2 separate regions of the Homo sapiens genome follow, and region 2 is linked to region 1. The links are chromatin contacts, found by Hi-C or POLR2A ChIA-PET in ENCODE. All regions are on one chromosome and are shown on one strand. The core of a region is the stretch at or near the end of the contact, and the rest is flanking DNA. Distances in the headings are between cores, read along the strand shown. Region 1 overlaps PAX8 (paired box 8). Region 2 holds the start of ZNG1B (Zn regulated GTPase metalloprotein activator 1B).

What was found. A loop is a pair of places that touch in the nucleus more often than their neighbours do. ChIA-PET counts read pairs that join two places held with the same protein, here RNA polymerase II (POLR2A). Pooled maps may share reads with other maps.
Region 2: a map with no recorded cell type shows a loop between it and region 1 (19-fold over the local background). The contact joins the promoter of ZNG1B here to the enhancer-like site in region 1. A Hi-C loop is called at or near these places in 4 of 37 single-sample maps with no recorded cell type and 7 of 50 pooled maps. POLR2A ChIA-PET finds 5 or more read pairs at or near these places in 2 of 52 experiments (A549 and activated naive CD4-positive, alpha-beta T cell).

Annotation. Positions count from the first base shown.
Region 1 is chr2:113,245,461-113,252,646 of GRCh38, reverse strand. PAX8 (paired box 8) reads left to right here. Exons shown (of 12, transcript NM_003466.4): 3 at 5,728-5,893. It overlaps PAX8-AS1 (PAX8 antisense RNA 1), which reads right to left. Exons shown (of 6, transcript NR_015377.2): 2 at 1,741-1,880. Among named protein-coding and RNA genes, the nearest start is that of PAX8-AS1, 13 kb to the right of the region's middle. Within about 2 kb of position 3,311, at least 2 of the 41 ENCODE cell types and tissues checked have a DNase peak (open chromatin) inside an H3K27ac peak, as active enhancers do.
Region 2 is chr2:113,434,352-113,441,537 of GRCh38, reverse strand. It overlaps ZNG1B (Zn regulated GTPase metalloprotein activator 1B), which reads right to left and starts at 3,847. Exons shown (of 15, transcript NM_172003.3): 1 at 3,516-3,847; 2 at 101-187. The coding sequence starts at 3,669. RefSeq lists enhancers at 3,751-3,800, 3,891-3,940, 3,961-4,020.

The DNA of each region.
Region 1 (7,186 bases), core at 2,062-4,561:
CAGAGGTAACCAAGGGTCATGCAGCAAGTTGGGGGTAACAGCAGATGCAGGATGCTGCTTTCCAGCATGCCAGCCTCTTTTACCCAGTCCAAGGGTCTCATGTGTCCAGGTAACCCATAACCTCATGTGTGCTGGCATGATCCAGTGTGCAGACTTTGGACACTGGGATTCCATGGCCCTGGGACACTTTCTTCAGGAGCAGTTGGAGGCACAGACCCTGGCCTTTACTCCAGAAAGGCACCAAGCCAAGAGGATTAGCTGGGAGGTGGCACATGGAGATCACAGACCTGCAAGTGAGCAGCTGGGGAAGGCAACAACACCAAGCTGAGAATGCCAGGGACTGATTCGCATGGACAAGGCCTTTCCTTTGTGGAAGGCGTATAGGCCTGGCATGATTTGAAAGGCACCCAAAGAGGCCACTGCACCTCTCACTATAGCCCTGCCAAGGCTCAGCTATCACCTTGACACTCTATGGGACTAAAGCAAAAAGCCCCAGATAGTTAAGTGGAAATTTTTGCAGAACACCACATTGAGCCATTGCCACTTTAGGACTGGGCAGAGCCGCAAAAGATAAAGCAAAAGGATAAAGAGGAAAGTACTGAAGCATGGGATTTGGGGGTCCCACCATGCAGAATCATGGGAATCCATGCAACAACCATAACCAATGTAAACCATTTTTCTATCACTTGTATATAAGAAAACACTAATTACAGTAGACAAAGACAGGGCCCCTGCCTTTGAGTAACTCATAAAGAAACTCAAATAGAGAAAGTTACTGTTCAATGCAGTCAGTGCTATGATAGGAATTTGTGCAAAGGACTATAGGAACATGGAGAAAGGATTTCCACATCTTAAGGGTTTGGATATTGGTGCATATAACAAGAATTTTGGTCAATAAGTGTCTCTGTTTTCTTTCTGCCATCCCAACTACTCAGAGCTCTATAAAGGATGAAGAAATTACCAACAAAGTCCTAAGACCTCCCTGAATGGTCACTTTTCAAAAGGATATGTTTCTGGACAGCAAGCTTCACCTAGACCTTTGCTGAGCTCCAATCCCTTTACTGTACGATAAGTCCTCTCTGACCCCAGGAAAGCTTGCATTTCCCGTCTGAGTACCTTTCACTCAGGAACCTGCTTGCATCCGGCCAGGCGGTCTTGTCTTCCTCCCCCATACCCACCCCACCTCCCCACTCACAATCCTCCAGACATACAAAGAGTCTTTGCTTATGAGGCTTCAAACCTCTTCCTGGGCCACACCTTCCCCCCTCACCCCACTTCCCGCCCAACCAGGAGGCTCCTACTCATTTTTGGCTTCCGGCCTCAAAGCCCACCCCACCTGCAGCTGCATGAAGAGGTGGTCAGCACAGTGGGCGCCAATCGTCCCCCCAACCCCAGTGCAGGAAGGAAGTCTGCACCCACCTCTGGGCATTTGGTGGTGACTCACCCAGAAGAGTCCACTCCCCCACACCGGACACAGGAAAGACAAAGGTCTTTCCATTGCAGAGACTCAGCTTAAAACTTCAAACCATAGGGGCCATCTCCATCTGCAGCCAGCAGGCTCTTTCCAAATTCTCTTTCCTGCCTGTCCTACAGCCACACTAAATGTCTTTCAATTTCTTGAAGGCACCAAGACTTTATGCATGGATTTCTTTCCCCCTGAAGAAAATTCTTCACCTAGTTACCTCCTAGATACTCTTCCTTGCAGCTTCCCTCTAACCACTTACGGGTCTCCCCAAGCACCTGGACTTATATCCTTCAAGAAAGATAACCATTAACATGGTGATTCCTAATGTGTCTTATCATATCCCCCAAAAGGTTCGAAGTTCCTTGAAGGCCAGGATTCTTGTCTTGTTCAAGGTTGTATTCCCAGTGCTTTGTACCTGAGTCATGATAGGCACTTGGTCAATGTCTTGAGTTGAAAAGAAATGAAAACCATAATATACAAACAATCATTATTATTGTCAGAAGAATGTTGGAGGAGTATGAAGAGTTATTCTCTTACGCTTAATTTACCAGCCATCACCTGGCCTAAACCAGTGGTTTTCAAAGTGTGACCCTGGCCTAGCAGCATTAGCACCATGTGGAAACTTCTTAGAAACATAAATTCTTAGTTCAATCCCAGACCTACTGATTCAGAAACTTAGGGCATTGTGCTCAGTACTCTGTATTTTAATAACCCTCACTGCCAAGTGATTCTGATGCACACTGAAGTTTGAGAAAACACTCCCTAGTCCTAGTCCTACTCCCAAGATTGGGTCATAACATTCAACCATGGGAATATTACAAATTAGAAAAACGTTACATTTATAGCAAGATTTGTTTATCTAAATAAACACTTCTCCATCCTGGTCCCCCTATCTTCTTTTTTTTTTTTTTTTTTGAGATGGAGTCTTGCTCTGTCACCCAGGCTGGAGTGCAGTGGTGTGATCTTGGCTCACTGCAAGCTCTGCCTTGCGGGTTCATGCCATTCTCCTGCCTCAGCCTCCTGAGTAGCTGGGACTACAGGCGTCTGCCACCATGCCCGGCTAATTTTTGGTATTTTTAGTAGAGACGGGGTTTCACCATGTTAGCCAGGATGGTCTGGATCTCCTGACCTCGTGATCCACCCACCTCGGCCTCCCAAAGTGCTGGGATTACAGGCGTGAGCCACCACACCCAGCCCCCCTATCTTCTTATAGGGGTTTAAGTCAGCAGCAGGCATAAGTTTTGTTAAGCTCCATTCGATAGATAAAAACACTAAGGTTGAAAAAAAAACCCACTTTCTCAAATGATAAGACTAAAACAGGCAGTGTCAAAGAAGGGATCAGGCCCAAGACTCTTTCCACAGTAACACAAAGTCATTCAGAAGACAGTCAAATAAAATAAGCACCAGAGAATTCACCGTTTAGGGGCCAGAAATGTGAATGCATCTTTCCCAGCACTACAATGCTTGCTGATAACGGTAAATAACCTCTCAGGTGGCTTCCTGAGGGTTTGGGTTTCTAAGGATGCGAGTCAGTCCTTCATAATAATTAAGAGCAATGTCCCACACAACTTACAGCGTCGTTTTCTTTTTTTAAAAAAAAGGCACAATACCCAATTCATGCCACCCCAGAATGGCATTTTTTTTAAACCTGCTTCACATTTGTAGAGGTGAAGAACCTCCACCTCTAAGAAACCTTGCTTTCAGATATAGAGGTCCCAGCCTAAACACCTAGGTTTGGGTGGATACGGCCCGGAAACTTCTGGAAAATGAGGACAAAGCTGGACTGCTGAAGGTCTTGTCTGTGTTTGGGTGGCTGTCTGGCGCCCCCTTGTGTTCAGTGCCTGGACCCAAAAGAGCCGGAAGGCAACAATGATGCAGTGAGGGCAAATGGCTACAGCAATTCACAAATGGCACTCTGGCCAGTGAGGACCAGAGGAATGGGCTTAGGACTGGGCAAAGGCCCCTCTGCCCACCATCTGGGCTCTCCTGAAGGCCCTCCAAGCACTCTTCCAGCCCTAGTGGAGAAGCAGTCACTAGGAAGACTTGCCTGGACAGGCATAGGTGGAAGCTGTGCCCAAGCTCACCCGTTGTGTCCACCAGGAAGATGGGTCATTGCATCCTTCTTGCTGGGTGTTTGGCCAGAGGGCTTTTCCTCCTGACTTACTGCCCAGGGCAGAGGCTTAGAGCACCCCCACCTCCCTTTTTTTTCTTTTTTTTGACGGAATTTCGCTCTTGTTGCCCAGGCTGGAGTGCAATGATGCGATCTGGGATCATCACAACCTCCACCTCCCAGGTTCAAGCAATTCTCCTGCCTCAGCCTCCCGAGTAGCTGGGATTACAGGCATGTGCCACCATGCCCAGCTAGTTTTTTTTTTTTGTACTTTTAGTAGAGATGGGGTTTCACCATGTTGGTCAGGCTGGTCTCGAACTCCTGACCTCAGGTGATCCGCCCGCCTCAGCCTCCCAAAGTGCTGGGATTACAGATGTCAGCCACTGCACCTGGCCCCCACCCCCTTTATTAAAGGGAAATTGAGTGTTCTGCTGAAGACAGCTTGGGCCCCTGAGGAGACATTGCAAGGCAGTTCTGAATGTGCTAAGTCAGTGGGTGATAATGGGCACTGTGTGCCCAGCAAAGGCACTTCCCACCCTCGGCCATAAACAGTCTTTAACTGGTTCACACAGAAGGCTGGGGTTGGCTCTTCCTTCTCACCTGCCTGCTCCCTGACTCCCACACTGCAGGGCTCTACCTTCCCAGTCATATCACCAAATCCTGCCCTTGGTGTGAAAAAGACCATGGCATGTTCAGCACAAAACAGCAGAGCCAATGACAAGCATCCAGGCATAGCTCTAGCCCCAGAACAGGGCTCCCCTCAAGGAGCAGCCCTGATCTGAGCCTTAAATTCTGGATGGATCTCAGCTCCTCCTCATATAAGCTGAGTTAGACAAGTCATATAAATCAGAGCACTAAAACTCTCTGAGCCCCAGTCTCCTCATGAGAAAAATGGAAATCTCGGCCCTGAAATTAGCCCAGTATGGCTCTAGGTACTATAGAGTTGAATATGTTGGAAAATCTAACAGACAAGTATCCTCTTGCCTCTGAGTCTTTGCACATTCTGTTCCCACTGCCTGGAACAGTTTTCTCCCCTCTCTCCCTCACTTGGCTAGTACCTGTTTATCTTCAGTCTCAGCTTAGACCTCCTCAGGAACCCTTCTGTGTTTCCTTGAGCCAAGTCAAGTTCCCCTCCAGTGGTTCCCATAACTCTCTGCATGTCACCAGTCCCAAAAGTGGTCACAAAATATGTTAACTGGCTGTTTGCTGGTCTAGGACCTCACTGTAATAAACCCCATGAGGGAAGAATAGGGATCATGTCTGCCTTATTCACCTTGGCATCATCAGGGACCTGTGCAGTGCGTGGCACATAGTTAGCACTCAATACAAATGGATTTGACTGGATAGATGGGCTCAGAATGAAACACAGGCTGGGGCCAGAGAGCAGAGGCCAAGTCAGGAAAGCAGCTAAGGGAACGTGTACACACATCCATGACGTGGATAGATTCCCACAGTGGCCTGTAGCCCCTGTGTCAGTCCTGGAACCCAGTGCTATCTATGCCTGTGAGGACCCTGCACCAGGTCCCTGCTGCTCTGGCCTATTAGAGAAAGAAGGAACCTTGGGGGTCATTCAGGCCAGAAGTCCACAGACAGAGCTCAGGCCTTCTCTGCCCAAGCTCTACCAGAGAGTTTCTGCTTTTATTCTTTTGTATTTTTTTTTCTCAATGAGGTAGTGTTTTAAAATCTGGTTCCATGAGGAGAAGGAGAAAGGTGAAAATCACCTGTGCCGTCATTTTACAAAAGGAAAAGAGACTCTCAGAAGAGAAGGGGTTTTCCCCAAGGTCAAACGGCTCAGTATTGGTATGGGAAGACCCCACATCCTCAATTCCTTACACACTTTTCAGAGGGAGGGAAGAAAATAGGGGATTGTGATTTGGAGTGAAGGGCTGAGTCTGCCTGAAGAGTCCCCAAGCCCAAGGTGCTCCTGTGACACCATCCCATCGTGGGGGATGAGCATCACATACCATTTGTGCCAGCATCTTGGGAGTGAGAACTGGGGAAGGGGTGCAGAGGGGCCCACAGGGCCTGGCCGTGGGATTTCATGGTCACAGTCAAACACACACACACACACCAGCACCTGTACTCATAGCTAATCCCCACCCAAACTCCTACCTGACCCTGACAGCTGTCCCTGGGAATATTGTCTCCTTAGGCCATGGAGGGCTGAACCAGCTGGGAGGGGCCTTTGTGAATGGCAGACCTCTGCCGGAAGTGGTCCGCCAGCGCATCGTAGACCTGGCCCACCAGGGTGTAAGGCCCTGCGACATCTCTCGCCAGCTCCGCGTCAGCCATGGCTGCGTCAGCAAGATCCTTGGCAGGTAAGCACGAAATTCACCGCAGGCCGCCTTCCCCGCAGGGCTTGACTTCTCCAGCTGATCTCAGGGCAGCTAGAGAATTCCCCTCCCAGGGAACGGGGATTTGCTCCCAATGTCCAGCTTTGGTCCTGAGACCTGAACAGTTATGGTGGTCCTTCTGGGCCTCTACCCAGCCACTATTTTTCTACTGTTTTCTTGCCCTTCCTTCTTTCTTTGTCCATTTATCCTTCTTTTAGTTTCTCCCTCTCCCTTCTTCTCTTTTGCTCCATGTCTCATTAGCTATAGGCTTCTCTCCTGCTAAGGCAAGAGAATCTTCCCCCAAGGTCCTCCTCCTACCGAGACCTAGGGAAATTAGGCCACTAGGGAGGGGACACACAGATGAGCTCCCAAGGTCTAACCCCTAAAAGAGTGATATCTGAGTTTGTGCTTCTCAAACCATAATTCCCCAAGACCCCAGATCAGTGCTTCATAGCCCTGGTAGCACATTACAGTCACCAGGGGAAGCCTGATTTTTAAATAGCAATACTGTTTATGCCCCAGGGCAGACCAATTAAATCCGAACTTTAGGGAAATAGGCGCAAGTTTTGGCATATAACTCCCCAGCCCATCCGCCCCCAGCAAGTGACTCTAATTCTCTGCAGCCAGGGTTGAGAACCACTGACCCAAAGATTCAGAAGAGACCAGGAGCAGCAAAGGCCTGCTTCTGAGCTGATGCAGTCACAGATTCCAGTCTGCAAAGCCACTTCCATTAAAAATGCCTCTGTGCCACAGCTTCCAGTCAGCTCTGTGTACGTGTGCCTGTCCCCCTGCTCTGACCCTTAGGTGGATTTAGGAGGAGCCCTGGTTGGACAAGGTAAAGGGACCTGGACTGTTCTTTGAACCGTGAAAAGCCCTGGCTCCCCTCCTGAAGTAGTTAGGGAAAGGCATGATCCTTTGCTGGGCTAGGGAGAGGGGATTCCTGTGATGGGTTGTGGTGTCCCAGAAGAGATGAGTCCTGGATGGAAGTAACAGATGAATGGAGTTTTAAAGAGCTAGATTCTTTTTCATGCAGATGAGAGCAGAGAGTTTCTACAACAAGAAGAGGAGGATATGCTGACACAGGCGGTTGATCTGCCAAAGCAACTAGTTGGAGGATAGAGGGAGGGGAAGGGTGGAGGCCCCAGAAGAGGAGGCTCAGCTTAACAAGTTGGACCTGGCTGGGGATCCAAGCAAGGTCAGGATTCCAGAGTCCATGAGGAGAAGCTTCAACTTGAACCTGCTAAAACCTGATAGAAAACCAGTGACCAGGGGGGTGAG
Region 2 (7,186 bases), core at 2,598-5,097, 190 kb before region 1:
TACCTTGCATTTTCATTTTTAAATATGGAATAGCAATTCACCAGAGGAATAAACAGTCACACAAAATCTTGCAACATGACATTTATTGAACTTTACTTACCTTCCCCAAATTCATTTAAAATGACCGCTACTCTTTTACTATGTTGCTCTGTCAAAATATAGTTCAGAAGTGTTGTCTTCCCAGCACCTATAAAACATATTTTTTGTAAATAAAAAAATTCAAAATAATTTTAAAGATACAAAAAACATATAAAGAATCCTAACGTTTTTGAGAATTTGCGTGCTATTTTTCATATATTATTTTAGTATAGAATATCCTAGAGGATAAGATTAAAGCATCCTTTGAAACCTGTTGCAAAATACTTTATGTAGACATAAAATTTTATAAATATTTACAAACACTCCTACAAGTTGAAACAGTTTCTTCAACCTAGCCTAACCTTCCCTAAAATTTACACACAATCTTTTATTTATAATGACCTTTTATTTCAACATTAACAAGACGCAACTTCAGGCTGACTATATGGCTACTTATAGTATGCTTTAAACAATCTATAAAAGTTTTTATGAAATGGGGAATAGAGCCAGGTAGTGTCAACAATGGACAGAATGTTCAGTAAGATAAATTCATAAAGCTATACCAACTTTATCCAGCAGGTGGCATATAAAACCCAATATGTCAATCTCCAGTAGAAAAAAAATAGTCTTGTGAACCGTACACACTAAAATTCATAGAGGAAAAAAAGAAAATCCTAACTGCATAGTATTGTAGTTCAATTGTATGACTATATCATTTCTTTATCTTTTTTTTTTGTTGGACATTTGGTTTGTTTCCAGTGTTTTACTATTACAGTGCTGCTAAAAACTTTTACATGTAGGCTATACATGTCTTCTGAAATACATTAAGTTTTCTAGTATATAACTAGGAAGATTTTACAGAGTATTAGGGTATTAATATCTTTTAGGTCATATTCCTTTCAAAGCTTTTTAAGAGATGAAGGCTTATATTTAGAGTACTTTAGGAAGCTCAACATCACAAAAATATGAAGTATAGAATGGGAGAGACTTAGGGCAATGAGGAAAATCTTAAAACCAGTCCAAGCCTGAGACAGAGGCCCTGAACATGAGTGTTTCACAGGGCAGTGATGTGAAAACTGAAAGGAAAGGGTGAATGTAAGAAATCTTCTAAGAGAAGATTTACTAGGGCTTTTTAACCATATTATGAAAAAAAAAACACTTTAAGACATAGCTCATTCATTCGAAGGTTTCTAATACGTTACAGATTTATGCTGAGCCTTGGTGAAAAAGTGAACAAGATAGTCTCTGCCTTCATAGAGCTTAGAAATATTAAGGGGGCCGGGCGCGGTGGCTCACGCCTGTAATCCCAGCACTTTGGGAGGCCGAGGCGGGCGGATCACGAGGTCAGGAGATCGAGACCATCCCGGCTAAAACGGTGAAACCCCGTCTCTACTAAAAATACAAAAAATTAGCCGGGCGTAGTGGCGGGCGCCTGTAGTCCCAGCTACTTGGGAGGCTGAGGCAGGAGAATGGCGTGAACCCGGCAGGCGGAGCTTGCAGTGAGCCGAGATCCCGCCACTGCACTCCAGCCTGGGCGACAGAGCGAGACTCCGTCTCAAAAAAAAAAAAAAAAAAAAAAAAAAAATTAAGGGAAGGGGGGAATGGAGGGGAATTCAGTGAATAAGGAGGCAATTATGTCACAGGGTGACATATTCAATAGGAGATGCACAAAATGCTATGGAGAACCTAAGAGGGACATCTAGCCAGAGGAGTCACAGTAAAAAAGTACCTATTCCAAGGGGCTAAAACACTTGGCACCTTTGAAGTAACATTAGTTCATTGTGCGGGGCCAATTTGGCAGGCTGGAAAGGTTGGCAAGATCCAGATGCTACAGGTCCTTGTAATTCATGTTAAGGAATTTGGATTTTAACCCATAGGGATGCCACTGAAAGGTGTGACGCAGTCGGATTGACATTTATAAAGATCATTAAGGCTAACATGCAACGAATAAATTAAAGGGCAGCAAGACTCCAGATTAGTCAGGAGGCTTTTAGAGTATTACAAATGGTTGGGATCACAGAAGCAGGATTTGGGGGGATGGTAACAGACGAAGTTTCAGACATGTTAAGTTTTAAGTTGTAGGACATCAAAATAGAAATTACACAGGTGTGTAGCTAAAGATGGACAAAGGGGGAAGGAGGAGGGAGCCTTAAAAAGAAGCCAGAGAAGCAGGTGGAAAAATCAGAAGAAAAATGTAATAGAAGCCAAAAGAACAGTGTTTCAGAAAGGGAAAATGGTCAGGGATAGGAGTGAAACTATCCCTAGATTCAGCAACAAGGTTGCTGGTATTAATTCTCACTCCTGAGCTTCAGATCATTTTCTCCAGTGATCTACTGACCTACCAGTGAGCAATACGGGAAAGGCCCGAGCGGCACGTTTGAAATACATTGTTTTGGACAAGAAATTTGTTCATCTTCTCAGCAGAGCAGCCTCTGAATAACTGTGGGGAAACGCCAAAAATAAATTCCTTTATAAAATTACTTCCGAGCAAAAAACGGGAATAAACTTACAGTCTACAAAGTTTTTTAAAAAACAAAAGCAGTTATTTCTTATTTTTACATAAAAGGTCACGAAGTGGCCCAAGTCTGTACCTGTCTCTAGCAACAACTAGGAATATTATTTCCCGGAAACAGTATCATTTTATTTACATTTCTTAACTTTTTCCAAACTTCTAATACAGTCATATATTTGTTCTAGCCCTTCTATTTAACTGTAAGGTTTAAAAATATATTTCTCAAACTTTTCCAGTAAGAAACTTCTAGTGTAAGTGCATAAACCGCCCTTCACGAAACTACCAAGTTCACAAACTTGTGGTTTCGAGTATCCCTGTACACTCTAAACGTTCTTAGTTTGAGAAATAGTCTTGGAGGACAGAGATTTTATTCTTACTTCCTACGCAGTGGTTTACAAACAGACCTCAAAAAAAAAGTGTTTAAGATAGGAGCGCTCCCTGCCAACTGGCTGGAGGACTTTGGCTCGTGGGGAAGGGGAATCTACTGACGAAAGCCCCACGTGTCGGGCATTTTACAGACGGGACATCCTTTAATGGCAACAGGTAGGTGGTTCCGGCCCTGTTTCACAGGTGACAGGTATTTCTCCATTTTCAGGTGAGGTAGATGAGCGTCAGGAAGGTAAGATAACTTGGTAGGAGGTCACAGAGACAATCAGGGGGGCGTGTCTTAGCGTCAAAGCCTTGTTTCAAAGGCTAACTTTCCATCTCACTTGAGAAATGGGAATCTAACGCAGAGGGGGCCGGGCATCATTAACTCCCAAGATGAGAGGCAACCCATACGAGAAGCAAGTGACCCAGCCCCTACCTCGAAGACATTTGCTCTTGATCATGAGGCCCCAATGCCTCAGGAGAAGAGGCACCGGCAGCCCGCAAAATCCCATGACACCAGAGGTCACGCCATTTTGTGACTGGGATGGTTAGTTACCTAAATACCCGGTGATAATTGTGACTGGGATCTTGGCGCCGAGGCCAGACTTTTCCTCCTCCTCGCTTTGCGTCGTCTCCATGGGAACCAATTCAGGACAATCCTCCTCCGCAGGATCCTCCTCCTCATCCGCAGATCCAACAGCCGGTAACATTCCGGCCTACAGCACGTCCCTACCTCAGCTGAACCGCTGGGACCAACACGCCGTACCGCAGCCGCGCACGCCCAGCACGCCACTCCCGGCCTGCCCGGGGCCTGACGTCATCACATCGCGACGCTCGCTGATCCCGCCCGGATTACCTGGGCTCTGGACGAGAAGCGCCTCGTCCCTTAGCCACACCCCCCGGGGAGGTGGGCTCTCCCCGACGACAGCTGGACACGCCCCTGGGCGTGTTCTGTGAACCTGAGCGACGCTGCGGAGAGTCCTTAGGGCGCACTAACCACCTGTCTGAAGGTGTCACTGGCGCCTAGAGCCTTAATAAGCTACTGGCTGTAGGTAGAGCTGAGGCCAGCCTGCTGGAAATCTGGAGTGGGTAGCCTGACCTAACCAGTTCCCACAGGGCATAGATTTTATCAACTTGATTTTTTAGTCTCGTTAAAAGAAAAAGTTTTAATTCATAGGGGAAAGAATGGAAGGTTATAACATTACAATTTTAATTGTAATTTTTATACCTGAAGGATAACCAGTGACAATTTTTTCTTTTTTTATTATTACATATTATATATGTAATTCCAAATTTTTAGTATTCATGCATCACTTTTATTTACTTTTTTCTCATTATTTATTTGGACCTCAGGTAACCTAAGTTCATTAATCGTATTTGCTGGTGCATGACACTCTCATCACTAATCCATAGATAGCCCTTCTTTCTAATATAAATTTATAGTGAACTCCTTTGACCTCATTCCTAACCTAAAAGCATTACCAGTAAGTTACACGTACCTATGTGCACCGCCCCTGCTTCCAATCCACAGCCTGCCCCATAAGATAGTAACAACAGTCATGAATTGGTTCTGGATTGCTGATCATTCCCTTTTAGTTTTATCACATATCCCACGTATGTACTTACAGAATATGTTGTTTAATTTTGGGTGTTTTTGAGCTTCATAAAATTATCCATATAATATATAAACTCCTGAGGCTTGCTATATTTTTCAGCATCACTGCTGTCTTGTATTCTATTGTGTGGCTACACGGCAATTTATTCATTTCCTCTCAATTGTTCCAGGTTTTGCTCTTATGAACAGGGCTGCTATGAACATTTTTCCTGACATATGTGTGTGCAACTTCCTCTTGAGTGTCTGTGTAAGAGCTGAATTGCTGGGTCCTAGATTATTCAAATGTTTTACTTCACAAGAAAATGCACAATTATTTTTCAAAATGTTTGTACAAATTGATACATTTTCCCAGCAAATTATAAGAGATCTCATTGGTCTGTTATGTCAATATTATCAGGCATGCATTTTTCACCAATCAATTGAGTACAAAAGAAGACTTCATTGTGATCTTCATTTGCATTTCCTTGATTACTAACAAGGTTGAGAATCTTTTCATGTGTTTTGGCAATATTTAATTCTTAGAATGACCCTGTAGAGTGTTATCCCTCTTTCAAACATGAGGCACCAAGAGTTAAGTTACTTGTCCAGGTTAGGTCATAAAAATCTATCTGATGCACAAGTAGAATGTTTTACTACTATCCTGATGCCAAATAAAAGGTTGACTTTTCCTTCCTTCTCTGAAATTCCCCATATAATATACTGTGTGTATTCCATTAGTTCTACTGATAAGGACATATAACTTGAAAGTATTTATCACGCCTTTTGCAGAACACAGTTAAGACAGAGGGTTTATATTTGTGCAAATGAGTATATTATATTCACACATACACTCGGTCTGAGAAATCAGGTCTTGAATGCTTTGCCAGCTTTGACAATGTAACCATGAACCAGCTGAGGAAGAAATAAGGCAAATACCTTAGGCATGGTGGTTCAGTTCACTTTATTCTACCAAAGGAGAGAAGCTGTGATGGGTAGCCCAAAATAGATAGCTTACGCCCTAAACACAATGGTTCATAAGCTTTTTCGTTTCAGGAATGCTATGAAGTATTGATTTTTTTGGCAACCTAAGGGAAGGAGTAACATTGCACCCACAGGCATCACACTATTTGCTTGATGTCCCTTCAGCACTGCATTACTGCCTGAATAGCAGCTATTACAGCCCTCACCACGTTCTTTGACATATTTTTTAAAGTACATTCTTGTGGGTTCCCAATATGGCACTGGCTGAATGTTATACTAAAATCCCTCTTTCTGTGTTTTGAGACAGGGTCTCACTCTGTCGCCCAGCATGGATTGCATTGGCACGATCACAGCTCACTGCAGTCCTAAACTCCTGGGCTCAGGTGATCCTCCCATCTCAGCCTCCCAAGTAGCTGGGACTCCAGTCATATGCCATTATATCTGGCTAATTTTTCTTTTTCTTTTTGGTAGAGACAGGGTCTCACTATGTTGTCCAGTCTGGTCTAAAGTCTCATCTCTAACAATGAGCAACCTGTAACTTATGAGGCCAGCTCAGTCAAGTTGACCAAATAGCATTGTTGTAACAGTATGTAGCCTCAGTGAGAGCAAAATAAGTTTTACACATTGGCCAAAAATTAAATGCACCACAAATATCTATCAACTGATAGACAACCAAAATGTGACAAATGGATAAACAAAATATGATCTATCCGTACAATGGAAAATTATTTGGCAATAAACAGGAAAAAGGACTGATACCTGCTACAACATGAACCAATCTTGAAAACATTATGGTAAGTGAAAAAAGCTATTCACAAAAGACCACACGTTGTATGATCCCATTTACATAAAATATCCAAAATAGGCAAATCTATAGAAACAGAAAGTACATTAATGGTTCCCAGGAGTGGAGGGCTGGGGAGAGACTACAGTGGTTTTTGGGCGGTGATGAAAATGTTCTAAAATTGATTATGGTGATGGTAGTACAACTCTGATTATACTGAAAACCATTGACTTGTACACTTTAAATTGGTGAATTGTATCATATGTGAAATTTATCTCAATAAAGCTGCTATTCTTAAAAGAAATAAACACCTATCTGTGCATCAAAATGGGGTGCCTGTGTACATTTGTAGAGAAACACTGTCTTCAGCAGTTTCAAGTTCTGGCCTCAGGCACAAGTATAAAGATTACAGCTTGATAAAATTTTTCCTTTAGTCTGTTCCATATTCCTCTTCAGTTAAATTTTTATCTATGGATTCTGTGGAGTCCTGTCATTTTATTTTCTCAGATAGAGTTGTAATTTCAGTTCTCCCAAAATAGCTGGTCATGACTTTTTATTTTTATTTCTTTTTTCTTTTTGAGATGGAGTCTTGATCTGTTGCTGAGGCTGGAGTGCAGTGGCACGATCTTGGCTCACTGAAACCTCTGCCTCCGGGTTCAAGCGATTCTCCTGCCTCAGCCTCCTGAGTAGCTGGGATTACAGGTATGCACCACCACGCCCAGCTAATTTTTGTATTTTTAGTAGAGACGAGGTTTCACCACGTTAGCCAGGCTGGTCTTGAACTCCTGACCTCCTGATCCATCCACCTCAGCCTCCTAAAGAGCTGGGATTACAGGCGTGAGCCACTGTGCCGGGCTTTTTTTTTTTT